Regions from separate parts of the Homo sapiens genome. Here region 2 is linked to region 1. Evidence: chromatin contacts called from ENCODE Hi-C or POLR2A ChIA-PET data. All regions are on one chromosome and are shown on one strand. The core of a region is the stretch at or near the end of the contact, and the rest is flanking DNA. Distances in the headings are between cores, read along the strand shown. Region 1 has its middle 20 kb from the start of DOCK9. Region 2 overlaps DOCK9 (dedicator of cytokinesis 9).

The links. A loop is a pair of places that touch in the nucleus more often than their neighbours do. ChIA-PET counts read pairs that join two places held with the same protein, here RNA polymerase II (POLR2A). Pooled maps may share reads with other maps.
Region 2: a pooled map shows a loop between it and region 1 (3-fold over the local background). The contact joins two enhancer-like sites. A Hi-C loop is called at or near these places in 3 of 50 pooled maps. POLR2A ChIA-PET finds 5 or more read pairs at or near these places in 5 of 52 experiments (GM12878, H1, MCF 10A and 2 more).

Annotation. Positions count from the first base shown.
Region 1 is chr13:98,995,269-99,001,757 of GRCh38, forward strand. It overlaps a transcript of DOCK9 not described here. Among named protein-coding and RNA genes, the nearest start is that of DOCK9, 20 kb to the left of the region's middle. Within about 2 kb of position 3,728, at least 4 of the 41 ENCODE cell types and tissues checked have a DNase peak (open chromatin) inside an H3K27ac peak, as active enhancers do.
Region 2 is chr13:98,888,240-98,894,667 of GRCh38, forward strand. It overlaps DOCK9 (dedicator of cytokinesis 9), which reads right to left. Exons shown (of 53, transcript NM_001366683.2): 16 at 393-472; 17 at 121-308. Among named protein-coding and RNA genes, the nearest start is that of DOCK9-AS1, 59 kb to the left of the region's middle. Within about 2 kb of position 2,097, at least 5 of the 41 ENCODE cell types and tissues checked have a DNase peak (open chromatin) inside an H3K27ac peak, as active enhancers do.

The sequences.
Region 1 (6,489 bases), core at 2,478-4,977:
ATCATATACACCAGCAAGCAGGCTGGAAGGAAGGAGTATTGGGAGATGTGCTGACCAGGCTTTCTACAAGCATACTCAGAGACCACAATGAAATCAACCAGTAAACAACTAGCAACACGATTACTAGTTTATTTACAATTGTGTTAAGTGCAATGAAAGAAAAGTAGAGGATGCGTAACTAGTCTCAGGTTAAATAAGCCTCCTTTGAGGAAGATACTTTTTTTTTTTTTTTTTTTTTGAGACAGAGTCTCGCTCTGTCCCCCAGGCTGGAGTACAGTGGCGCGATCTCGGCTCACTGCAAGCTCCGCCCCCCGAGTTCACACCATTCTCCTGCCTCAGCCTCCCGAGTAGCTGGGACTACAGGCACCTGCCACCACGCCCGGCTAATTTTTTGTATTTTCAGTAGAGACGGGGTTTCAGCGTGTTAGCCAGGATGGTCTCGATCTCCTCACCTTGTGATCCGCCCGTCTAGGCCTCCCAAAGTGCTGGGATTACAGGTGTGAGCCACTGCGCCCGGCCGGAAGATACTTTTAAACATGGCTAGAAGGAGGAGTGAATTCTGAATAGTGGCTGAGTTAGTGCAAATTGAGGGGTGAGGAAATAGCATGTGCAAAGGCCCTGAAGCGCAGAATAGTTTGCCCTCTTTGAGCAGCTGAACAGTGGCCCATTCAGTGCAGTGGTCCAGGGGAGAACAGCACACGATGAGCCCAGTAGGGTAAGCACGGTGCAGATCATATTGGGCCTTGTTAGCCATGGCAGGCATATTGAGGATTGTGTATTTCAACCTGAGCTAAATGGAAAGCCACCAAAGGGCTTTAAATAGCAGATGGCATATGGACATATACGCACTGGGATGAGGTATAGGCCTTCAGATGCAAACAGAGATGACCACATATAGACAGGTGGTGGCTACAACAATGAAAGTGAATGTCATCACCTAAAAAGAGGATGCTGGCCAAGGATGGAGCCCTCAGTAATACAAGTGCTGCTCGTAATTACCACAACCCATCCTTCTCACTCACAGTGTCCACGGCACAAAGCAGAACACAACTAAGACAGCGGTCACACATCTTTTTCCAGATCCCGAGTAGTACTAACAGCAATTCATCACTAGCTGACTTATGTTATACCTTGTAAGCCATCTAGAGCTAAGATCAATACTAATATTATATAACTAACTCTTCACAAATGTATATTTCACATTCCAACTGGACTGTGCCTTACAGGTCCTTACATTACCCATATATTCCAATAATCTATTTCAAAATCAAAGAATTTCTGACCTGGAGGGGATAATCTAATCCAAGCTTGTCCAATCCACGGCCCAGGGCCATATGTGGCCCAGGATGGCTTTGAATGCAGCCCAACACAAATTCGTAAACTTTCACTTTCTTAAAACATTATGAGTTTTGCAATTTTTTAAAAGCTCATCAGCTATCACTAGTGTTAGTGTATTTTATGTGTGGCCCAGGACAATTCTTCTTCTTCCAGTGTGGCCCAGGGAAGCCAAAAGATTGGGCACTCCTGATCTAATCCTTTACCTTCCTTGGTTTTATTGTTTATATTTCTTATTATAATAACTTGGAAGTAAGTTGCTCTGCCAATGGTAAAGCAAACAGCATAGTTTTACCCCAAAAATGCGGATCTTCTGAAATCCAAAGAAACTCCTTGCATACTAAGTCCAATCGGTACTCATTCCTCAGCTGGCATAACAGAAAGAAGACAAGAAAAGACATGTGCTCCCCTCTCACAACCTGAATGGGAAAGGAGTATTGGGAGATGTGCTGACTATCCAGGGTTTCTACAAGAGGACAGTGGAAAAGAGGGAAAAGAGGGCTTCTCGAATGTGTAGTCAATGTGTGCAGCAGACACTCACAGCGCACTTACCCTAGAACACGCCGCTTCGCAGGGCACCTGTGTCTGCTGCCTGCAGGCCCACACGTCTCAGGAACTAAAGCGAACACTGTAAAATCACTGAGCTGTGGCCCTCTGTGGATCACCTCACTTTCCTCTGGTTATTCAGGCAGGGTTCGCCCACCCCACGCCCAGAGGCAAACAATAAGAAAACTTGGAGTAAAAAAGAACTTACCAATTCAGCTCAAATTTCTAACTAAAGCCTTTTATTTGACCAGCTCAGTCCTGCTGAGCCCCGCACCTCAGAGTTGCTTTGCCTAAACATCTGTAAAGAAGACCTCTCTCAAGGGCATGACAGTAAGTCTCCTGGCTGACCACTAGATTCCTATTTGCCACATGTGAAAGAAGAGCAGACCAGTAGCGATGTGAAATGAGGTTTGTCTTCAAAACCACCCACTCTTTTGATATCCTTTGTTGGTCTCTCAACACTTCCTTCCCTCACTCCATCCACATCAGACTATTTCCAGGGATTGCCATGGGCAGCCTTCACTGTTCTTTGTGGGAATTATTTTCCTGTCTCTGTGCATTGCTGGCTTGCAATTCCAGCCCTGGCTGGTCAGGAATACTCCAGTCACCCCCTGACTTTGTGCATCTTTGTTATACAATAGAAAACATTTCCATGTGGGGATTCTGGGAGAATAACTGAGAAGCATGCTGCTTTCCAGCCCCGTAGCTAACGAGAGGTCTGTTCTGCCAAAGTGTGGCACTGGCCCAGCCCCACCCTTGACCAACACAGCAGATTCTCCTAAGTCCCCAGGATCATCTCTGTAAAAGCCCTGAGGATTTTCTCAGACTAGGGCTGAGGCCATTCTGCTCTTCCAAGATTTGCTGCAAACCACAGAAACATCTCCAGGGTGATGGTGAGGGTGTCATGCATGTGACACCTGCCATTCTCCTCAGCTTTTCCTCTGTACTTGGTGGACCTCTGTGAATGAGTCACAGATGAGAACAGCTGAGGTGGGGCCGGGATAGACAGTGGAGCCTTGGGGCAAGGGTGATGGCAGCTGGCAGGCATGCATCATCAGAGAAGCCAGACAGGGCAGCAAGGTCCGGGCACCCAGACACCCACAGCGCACATGTCTCAATTCACTAAATGAAGTGGAAGCCCCTGAAGGTAGGACCCACCCTACCCTCAAGATGCAAACTCTGCTCACCCTCTGGGTATCCACTAAGACTGATTATTTGTCTAGGCATAGAGACAAATGGGAAACACCTGGCACCAATTATGTGTGGAGCACTCGAAAATCCTTTTTAACCTCGGATGCACTTACAGCACTCATGGCCTTGGTTTCCATCTGAATGATCCGGGCAGAGTCTCACACCAAGCTTCCAAAACCCTTTTAAGAATTTCCGAACCAAGAGACTTGGTGAAATCCATGAATGAGGAAGTCTTGTGGTACAGGAAGCATGGTCCAGGTCAGCCCCTACCCTACCCACCTGGCCTCTTCCAATCCATCACCCACCCAGGCACAGAGGAGCAACATTCTCAAATGGGGCTGAGATTAGGCTGCATGGCCCCTAATCGTCCAACTGCTAAAGTCTAGGCACAGACTCGTTGGGACCCCTCATCTCACCCTCCAATGATTACCATATAGTCATGGAGAGAGGCGAAGGCACAGACAATCCAAGGCCTTCCAGATTTCCCTGTGGGTCTGAGCAACCAGGCTCATCTTCCTAATGGTGTTTCACTTTGGGCTACTGTCAAAATTAGTTTGCAACCCCAAACTCACAATAAGTGGGTGGTGGAGGAAGCCAACCATAGTGTCCTTGGGGCTGGAGAAAGGGAAGCAAGCTCGGATCACACTTTTGCTACGTGAATCACCTAACCACAGATAACAGGGTGACAGGAAGTCAATGATTTGTATCATCTCCCCCTTTGACTCTTGAGATAAAAAGACCTAACCCAAACTTCAGAGAGTCACTGGCAATGGAGGCTAAGACACTGCAGATGTGGGGAATAAAAGCCCAGTGTGGCGATTCCCTGAGTTCCTTGAATAGTCTTTCCAACTAATTAATCTTCTTGTTCACATGTTCAGAGGGTGAGTGTGTGACCTGGAACACAGGTCATAGGAGCAGCTTATGAACAGATGTGTGCACGCATGCACGCGCACACACACACACACACACACACACACTCTCTCTCTCTCTCTCTCTGGAAGGTGACTAATGAGAGGATACCAAAACAACCCTTCTTTTAACAAGAAAAGCAAAAATAGTTTTAAATTGGCTTTTAAAATCTCATTTCCTAATAGAAGGATTTCTTGAATGATGATTTCCCTTGCTTGTTTCCAGATCATCTGGCCTTCTCCTGAATTCTCCAGTTGCCTGATTTGAGCCAAGTCCTGCGTGTCTGGGGTTGCAGGACAGACAACATAAACAGTACTAAAACTTATCCTCAGTGTTTCTTTCTTTTCATGTTTCTTTTTTAACAGAAAGAGGGCGATTCAAAAATTATAAAAATGGAAAAGGGTTTAAATTACTGATGCACAGAGAGGTTGTTTTTAAAATTAAGACCATTCCTGCATACTTTGCCTTTGGATGGTGTCCAGCATTTTTCAGATAAACATGCATCTGCACAAACTATCAGCGTTTCCACTTGTTTTACAAAACTGGTCACAAAGAGTATGATTTGGACAGAAGCCTGTATCCTTCTGTAACACAACAGCCCAGTCCAAAAGGTGGTTGAATGCTAAGGGTGAAAAGTGAAAACGGAAATTCAGTATCAAATCTCTTGCACCAAAGTTCCCAGGCACCATGACCACTCCCTGCCTTGTTATTTGGCAAAGAACTGGTTAAAAAAAGAAAAAAAGAAGAAGAAGAAAGCAACAATAAGACGATATACACTTTTGGGGAGTAGCTAAAATGTTTAGGGCTCTGCCTGCCTTAATACTCAACCTACCTGACCCCCTAAATCAGTTTGGTAAAAGCAAGATGACCTGATCTGATTCTGGGATCTGGGAGAAAATACACGCAGAAGGGGCTCCTATCACCAACTCTCATTATAAATATGCCACAATCCTTTTCACAGCCCTTCTCTGAGTCTTCTCCTGCCCTGATGTGTCCTTCTGAAGATGCAACACTCAGTTCTGAACAGAATGCAGAACCCCAGCAGGTCATGCATCTGAATGAGAAAGCAGTATCTTCCTGTCCTCTCTTCACAAGGCCCCAGGATGTTAGGACCAGCAATGCAATCTGCTGATGTTTTCAGCTCCTTTCAAAGCAAGGTGCTAGATTCCCAAACTTCTCCTCCTGAGGGCTTGCTTGGCAGAGTAGCTTAGTAGAGGGTGGCTTGCAGGTGGCAAGATACAGCACGGTAGGACACCATTAAAAATCTCATGCCCTCCACAGTTAAACATTTGAAATTTGCTCAAGAAAACTGTCACATACTTGAAAAAAGAAAGAAGAAAAATGAGGTAAAATCATTCTCCTCACTCGAAATAAAAATTGAAACTCATGCACAGAGATGGGCTGGCATACAGACTCCATTTGTTCTGCAGCTTGGAAATGAATGACAAAATGCCCCCAAACCTTCCATATTCACCTCCAGTGCCACCCTCAGTTAACAACTCCCCTCCAAAATGCAAATACCCTTTAGCAGATACAAGTCTATTAGCTATTTTTACCATAGTGTGATTTTTTACAATCAGATAAGAACGTAACATCTAGCTGAGGTCATTCACATGCAGAAACTGTTAAGTTCTGGCAGTGAAAAAAGATGAGTGGCAGTGGAGCTCAGGAGCACCTAGGGTGGGAGGGCAAGGCTCTGCAGTTTGGGGTTCCAGAGGCCAAGGCGCAACAGCAGAAGAGAGGACAAAAAAGGACAAGAAGGGGCTTCTGTGCATTTCCCCAAATACACCCTTACCCTGGTGGCGTCAGCACTTACCTCTCAGCAAGGAAAGGCCTTCAGCCTGAGCTGTGAAAGATGAAGACTAAACAATGATTCTAAGGTTCTCTTCTCCACTCCCATCTACCGAACTCACTTCGCAAGTAGTAAAGGGATAATTATTTAAATATACTGCCTTACATTTACTTGCTGGTACGAAACCACTTGTAATCTCTATTCAGAAACCACTTAAATTTGGTTTCAAAATTTTGTTCTCAGTGAGGGACTTTAGGTAAAGTAGTTCCCCAGAACTCCTTAATAACAGGAAAAGTTGGAAGTGCTATGCCCATTATATACACAGCTACCAAGTCCTGTTGACAATCTAAATGGAGAGAGTATCTTTTCATCCTCTTTCTGCCATGGGTAGTGATCACAGACTGGGGCCCTCATCCCATACAAGCCCTTTGTGGCTTTTTCATTCAGTTTCTCTTGTGTGTTAGAAGAGGTAGCAGGGTAACTTTTTCTGTGAGAAAATCAGAAGGCACGCCTTAGGTGTATGGGTCTTTCCAGACATCACACTAAGGTAACTCTTGGATTAACTTAATTAGCTCTCACAGTCAAAACAAGATGATAAGCCTATGGCTGAGAGAGGAGGACTTGGGGCCTTTCTGACACCAAGGAAGACACAGCATGGAGACATGAAAGAGGACAGGACAGCCTGAGATATCTGCCATGAGGCAGGAGCAGGCTGG
Region 2 (6,428 bases), core at 847-3,346, 110 kb before region 1:
AACAGAATAAGAAAAAACAACAGAAAGTCAGACTATGTAAGTATTTATAAAAGAACATGGGACGCTGAATCTAAAGGGAGGGTTTGACATCAAGAATGAAACCTCCATCTTCACACTCACCTTGGCAAAAGACTTCTGACTGTCGTATTTCAAGTACTTAGGATAAACGTAAAGGTGATTGGTGTAGATGGTGTAAGGCTGAGTGTGTTTTGGTATGCAGGGCACAAATTCCTCCACTTCAAACGTGATGGGAGTTTTACTGCAGGTTTCAAATTGTTTTGTGGGAATGTATGATGAATTAACATAATCTGCAAAGATATTCAAAATAACTCAAACTGAAGTAAAACCCAAACTAATAAAAATTCTGTCTATTATGTAGAACTGACACTTACTAGGGAAGTCTGAGGAAACATTATCAATTGTAATGTCTAGATTGCCTAAAATCACTGGGAGCTTAGCCATCTTCTCAGGTCTGCAAACAAAAGAAGAGAAAAATTAAACATTCGTAAGTTAACTCTAAAACCGACACTCTAGAGCAGCACTTCCAAGAGAAATATAAAGCAAGCCATAAAGACAATTTTAAACATTCTAGTAGCCTCATGAAAAACAGCAAACAGGAACTGGTAACATTAATTTTAATAATATACTTCACTCAACCCAATAGGTCCAAAATATTACCATGTCAGTATTTAATCAGTATAAAAAATGTGTACTCTAAGTCTTTAAAACCAGATATGTATTACTGGTTTTATACTTAAAGCACATCTCAATTCAGACGTCCTGTATTTCACAGGACAGCCACACATGGCTAGTGGCTGCGCACTACACAGTACAGGTCTAGATAAAGAATATCAGCAAAACAGTTACAGCTCAAGTGTTCCTGAATCACTCCAGCCTCACCATAAATATTTGGCTCATTTAGAATCATCACCATTTGGGGGAGCTAAGCTATGAGGATGCAAAGGCAGTAGAATGATACAATGAACTTTGGCGACTTGTGGGAAAGGGTGGGAGTGGGGTGAGGGAAAAAAGACTACACATTGGGTACAGTGTACACTGCTCGGGTGATGGGTGCACCAAAATCACAGAAATCACCACTAAAGAACTTATTCATGTAAGCAAACACCACCTGTTCTCCAAAAACCTATTGAAATAAAAAATAAAATAAAACATACAATCATCACCATCAGGAACTAGAAATCATCTTAGGCTCCAGTGTCCAGCACAATGCTGGGTTCAGAGTCGAAGCTCACTGAAATTGTTGTATTAATATTTGTTCTGACTCAATCCAATATAGGAATCCCCTGTGACACTCCTGACAAGTGCTGCTACTGCCTCACCCTTCCTAGTGACAATGAGACTTCTGATTCAGCGGTTTTGACACTAGTCTGCTCTTGCTCATAGCATAGTGAAATTCACCTCCCTGAAACTTCTACTCACCAAGGGGTCTAGCGATGTTCCTCTATCTTTCAACCACCTATACTACACATTCTGAAGCCCTCTATTCTCAGCACTTTTGCACCTGCCCCAATGTCATTCTCTCCCAGAAGAACCTGCCATTTATATTACAGAGCCTGGAACTGCATACATCTGGCCAGTGTGGGTGCACAGCTGGGTGCACAGCCTCTGTCTGGTTTTCAACAATATACCTGTCTATTAACACAGCCTCAAAGCTATTACTTTTAGGTAGCCATACCATCCTAGTGACTCACAGGAAATTTACAGTCACCTAAAATTCCTACATCTTTTTTCACATGCTTATTTCTTTGTCCTTTATTTATATAATTATATTTTTGGACCTCAGAAGAGAATTTAATTTTTGTCTTGCTGAAATTTCATCGTATTGTGTTTGAGCTATTTCTAGTTTATCAAAGTCCTCCTAGATCCAGATTTTACCACCTACTGCATTAGATATTCCTAATAGCTTTATGTCATAAAAATATTTAATCAGCATGTTATAGTCTCATAAAAGTCATTGATAAAGATACTGCACAGTATATTGCCAAGAACAGGCTCCTTCCCAAGTCTCTGGAGGCCCATTTCCAGACTGACACTAGCTCATTCATCACCCTCCCTAGCATCTGGTTTTTCCAGCAGTTGAACAACTGCCCACTCACGTGTGCAGCGCTTCTTTGACTCATTCACAGGCTACCACAGCACCCACACGTGGTAAATACATTCTGCTGAAGCCTTTGCACTCCTCTACTACACAAGCTTAGCGGCGCAGTTACAAAGAGAGAAGAAATGCAGTTAGGATGACTAGTTCAACACGATATGACTTAGTCTTAGGAAACACAATGCCGCCTCACAGTCCTTCCTACGCCACCTGTTTCAGATCTCCTTTAGAACATTGCCAAAGATCACCAAAGCACAGGGACTGGCAGATTCAGCATTTGGTTTTGTTCCCATTTTTGAAAAGTTCCTACCTACAATTTTGCAGATTCTTTGGACATGACTGCTGACTATTAAGCAGCCTCACGTGTCACTCCTCAGTACATCTTGGAATATTTGTCACCTGAATTAGGACTTCCCTAAAATTTCTAAATTCCTGCATCCTTAAGACTAGAGACGATGTTGAGAAGATCCATCGTGGCCCATCGCCAGCTCTAAGCTGCTAAATCTCTTTCTCTCAGGGTCCCTCCCTCTCATTTCCACTTGTCTTCTGTTTACATCTGAGTTTAAATGAACAGTTCCTGAAAGAGGTAATGGTCAGGAAGGCAAGTCAATGATTTTTCACATGTTCCGCCTTCCGTTGAAAAGATGTCTGGCCAAGAGCTCTCCAGGTACAGCCAAGCACTCCCCTACAGTTTGCCCCTGTGCCTGCGGTGTGAGCTGCTTCACACACACAAGATCCTTTCCTGTTGGTGGGAGGAGGGGCAGCAGCCTCCCCTCAAGGGTCAGTCATTTCCTGAGAGCTTTTGACCCAGCATCTCCCAAGCTCTGGGCACTCCTACGATGATAGCTTGTGGAGCCTCTCTCAGCTTCACATAGAACTCTTCAGGGGCATCAACCTTCAGACAGGGGGTTTTATGAAGGTATCAATTTTCTTGACATACGGTGCCTTGCTCACCTCTTCAGTGGAGGAATTCAACACCACAACATATCACAAGACACTGCACTCCACAAAATTGTAGAGACACCTATGAAGTTGTATCTGCTTTGAGTTAGAAATACTCTGTTTATTACAAATTATACTTTTAAATATAAGTAAGTATGCAAGGGTAATGGATTTCACCCCCTCCTAATTATTTCCACCTATGAATGAACAGGCATCTTCATCACCATTTTTAAGATCACTCCAACATCCTCCACATATAAATTTTTGAGAGAGGTGGAACACAATTAAAATACGTTTCTAAGCAACATATTTTAATTAAATGATCTTCACTGGAAATCTTCCTATAGTGTATTGTGTCCTTCTGTGCCTAACTATAGTTATTTCTTATTCTATTTCCTCCCTCTGCTGAGAGATTTTACTTCTAGTTGCTGCTTCTGTAAAGACGTTCTTTCCATGTGTTTCCAAGCACATTTCTGAGTTTAGTTCCATATTATGTAGCACATGGGCTTTTAAAAGTTGTTTTTTTTTTTGCCAGCTTTAAGTTTTTAAAAACCCAATCTCAAACCCATTTCAAAAGTTTATGGTTTATGTTGAATCTGGTTTATTAGACATCAAACACTCACAGGCAATAAAGATTTTACTGCCTTTTTATGCACTTCCAAAGTGGTGGTTGTGTGCGTGTTACACAAACTGAATTCTTTCATGACTGAGAATAGTTTTGGTTTTTTTGCTTTGTTTTGCTAAAGAGTACCTATATTCTATGCAAAATTTATAAAATAATCCTTGAACATGAAAACTCATCTTAAAATTACACGAATTAAGTAAGCATGCAATACAGACACTTGCAGGATGCCTGGCCTCTGGGAACTGCTCCTGTCTCTGTGTGAATGTAGAAGTGAGGCTCAAACTCTCTCTTAGGAAAATTTTCCCTTCCCACTGCCCATCCATTTCTGCTGACTCAACAATTCCCACAGAGGAAATGGGAATGGTATCATCAACTAGCAGTCCTCCCATGCCAACAGATTTGGGGTCCTTATCTAAGTGTTTCTGCAGCCGGTCTTCCCTTCCTGACTTCCTGTATTGGCTCGTTAAAATGATTAGCTGGCAATACAGGTATGTTTGGACTGCTATTGGTGGTGAGTTTAATCTTCTAACTGTGTTTTGTGAAAGGAAATATTCCCTAAAAGCTTTGGTGTCACTTAAAAAAAAACAACTATATATGATTGAAAGAAATTTGAGATATTTTTGTTTCAACAAAAACCACTGAGTTTATGTCTAAGAAGAAAATTCAATAAGCATTTATCAAGTGCTTAGGATATGCTGCAATGTATGTACTCAGGACCATGGAGGAATGCAAACAAGACATAATTTCTTTCCTCAAGAAGCCAAAAGTCCAGTAGACACTGTAAGCTACTTACGGCATATGAGGGCAATCACTTTCACAGAGTATGTACAAACCTCTACCAGAAGGCAGAGTATCTAGATCTATCGAGAGGGAACACGGGATGAGATCAGTATTCATGGTGGGAGAAATCACCTTAATGCCTTTTGCATTTATTCCCCACCACGGTTTTAGGGGGCAGGGGCTGTTATTATCCACCCTTAAAAAGAGGAGGCGGCTCAGGCAGAGAAGCCAAGTAACCGCCTCCAGGACTCCCAGCACAGAAGTGAGCCACAGACTGGGCTTTGAAAGATGAGTAGAGTTCCCTGAGAAAGACAAAGGAAAAGGGGAAGTGTGTATGCTGCATGTGTTTGTGATTTATGTGCTGCTTGATGAGGCAGGAAGGGGACACAATTTGGGCAGAGAGAAAAGCATGGCAGAGGGAAGTCCCCAGTGGGTTTAGAGAAAGTCAAGCAGCCCTACTTGGCTTGAGTGCAGTGTAACCAGAGCGAAATCGGGGTAAGACTGTAAAACCTGGATGCAAAGAAGATGAGTGTACAAATAAACACAGACACATTAAGCTGCATACGCAAAAACTTTAGTAGTATTATTACCTAAACTATCCAACGTAGTACCATTAAAAAGGTCTACGTTTTAAAGAAAACGTTCTATTTTTATACTTTGCCTTCATGTCTTCGCATTTCCTGCAGAAGTTGGAAAAGATGAGATACCATCTTATCCATGAGATACCACCATGAACAAATCAAATACAAAGTACCAAGTCTCTCTTCTTATAAAATGTTAGCAATATCATCTATCGGACAGAATCGCTTTCTTACTAAATCTTGGAACATATCCCTGGGTAATTATTGCAAGGGAAAAAGGAAAGTGGCTTATGAGCTTTGGCAGCTGTTTTGTTAAGACTGAGACAGCGTGAAGAAATTTTTTTCATGCATTATTAAATAACATTTTGAGACAATCATGGGGGTAGAAACAATAGCTTTGGATCCAAGCCGGTGCCCAGGCCACTGACATGAGATTATTTCCTGTAAAATATACAGAGGAAAGAAAAATAGCAATGCAAAGATTTTTAAAAAATGAAAAAGGAATCCTCCACGTCCCCTAACTCTGTTGTGAAGAATACGGGGAGTGGGCACCAAAGTTTCTTTGAATACTTATTGAGGAGCGTGGCCTCACTTATCCTGCTGTGTCTTCTATGCTGTCACCATCGGATCCCTGTTTTCAGGTTTCTGGGTCTCTAACTGGCCACCTGGAGCACACCCTTCACACCAATGCCCTCCTGCTGAGCACATGCATGAAGAAGTGGTGTGCAGAAGAGAACTCACACTTGGTTTTCCCTGGGCTCCTTTCTGCCTGGCCACAGGCTTTCTGCTCCCATCACTTTCAAATTAGTGACCATGTGAAGCCCCACTCCCCAGCCTCCACTGAAGACAGGACCATGCACTGGGGCTGCCCCTGAGGAGCCGCCACTGTGGGGAAGTCTCAAGCTAACCAGCCTAGGAAGTAACTTCTGAGACAGGGCTCCAACCTCCATCACATATAAAAAACTTCATTGTTTGTTTTGTCTGAATATAAAAGTGTTAGTTTTTTAAAAGTTCATATAAAAATGACAGAATGTTATAAAGTGGAAGGTGAAATATCACCCATCAACCCATCCCTCAGAGATAACCATGATTATTTGGCATATATCCTAAATAGCTATTTTTATGCCTATCTTTCCATCTAGATAGCTACTTGCTTATCCATTTCTTCATTTACATACAAAAGAAATATATATTTTCTTTCAAAAAATATAGTAATACAGATATATTTTTTCTTCCTTAATAATATAGTGTATTCACTTTCCTAAGTACACGCAGACCCACCTCATGGTTATTAAGAGTTGCATGGTAGTTGAGCGAAGGAAAATATTGAAATCTATCCAACTAAAGGTGACTGGTTTTTGAAAAAATTAGTAAGAATGAAATT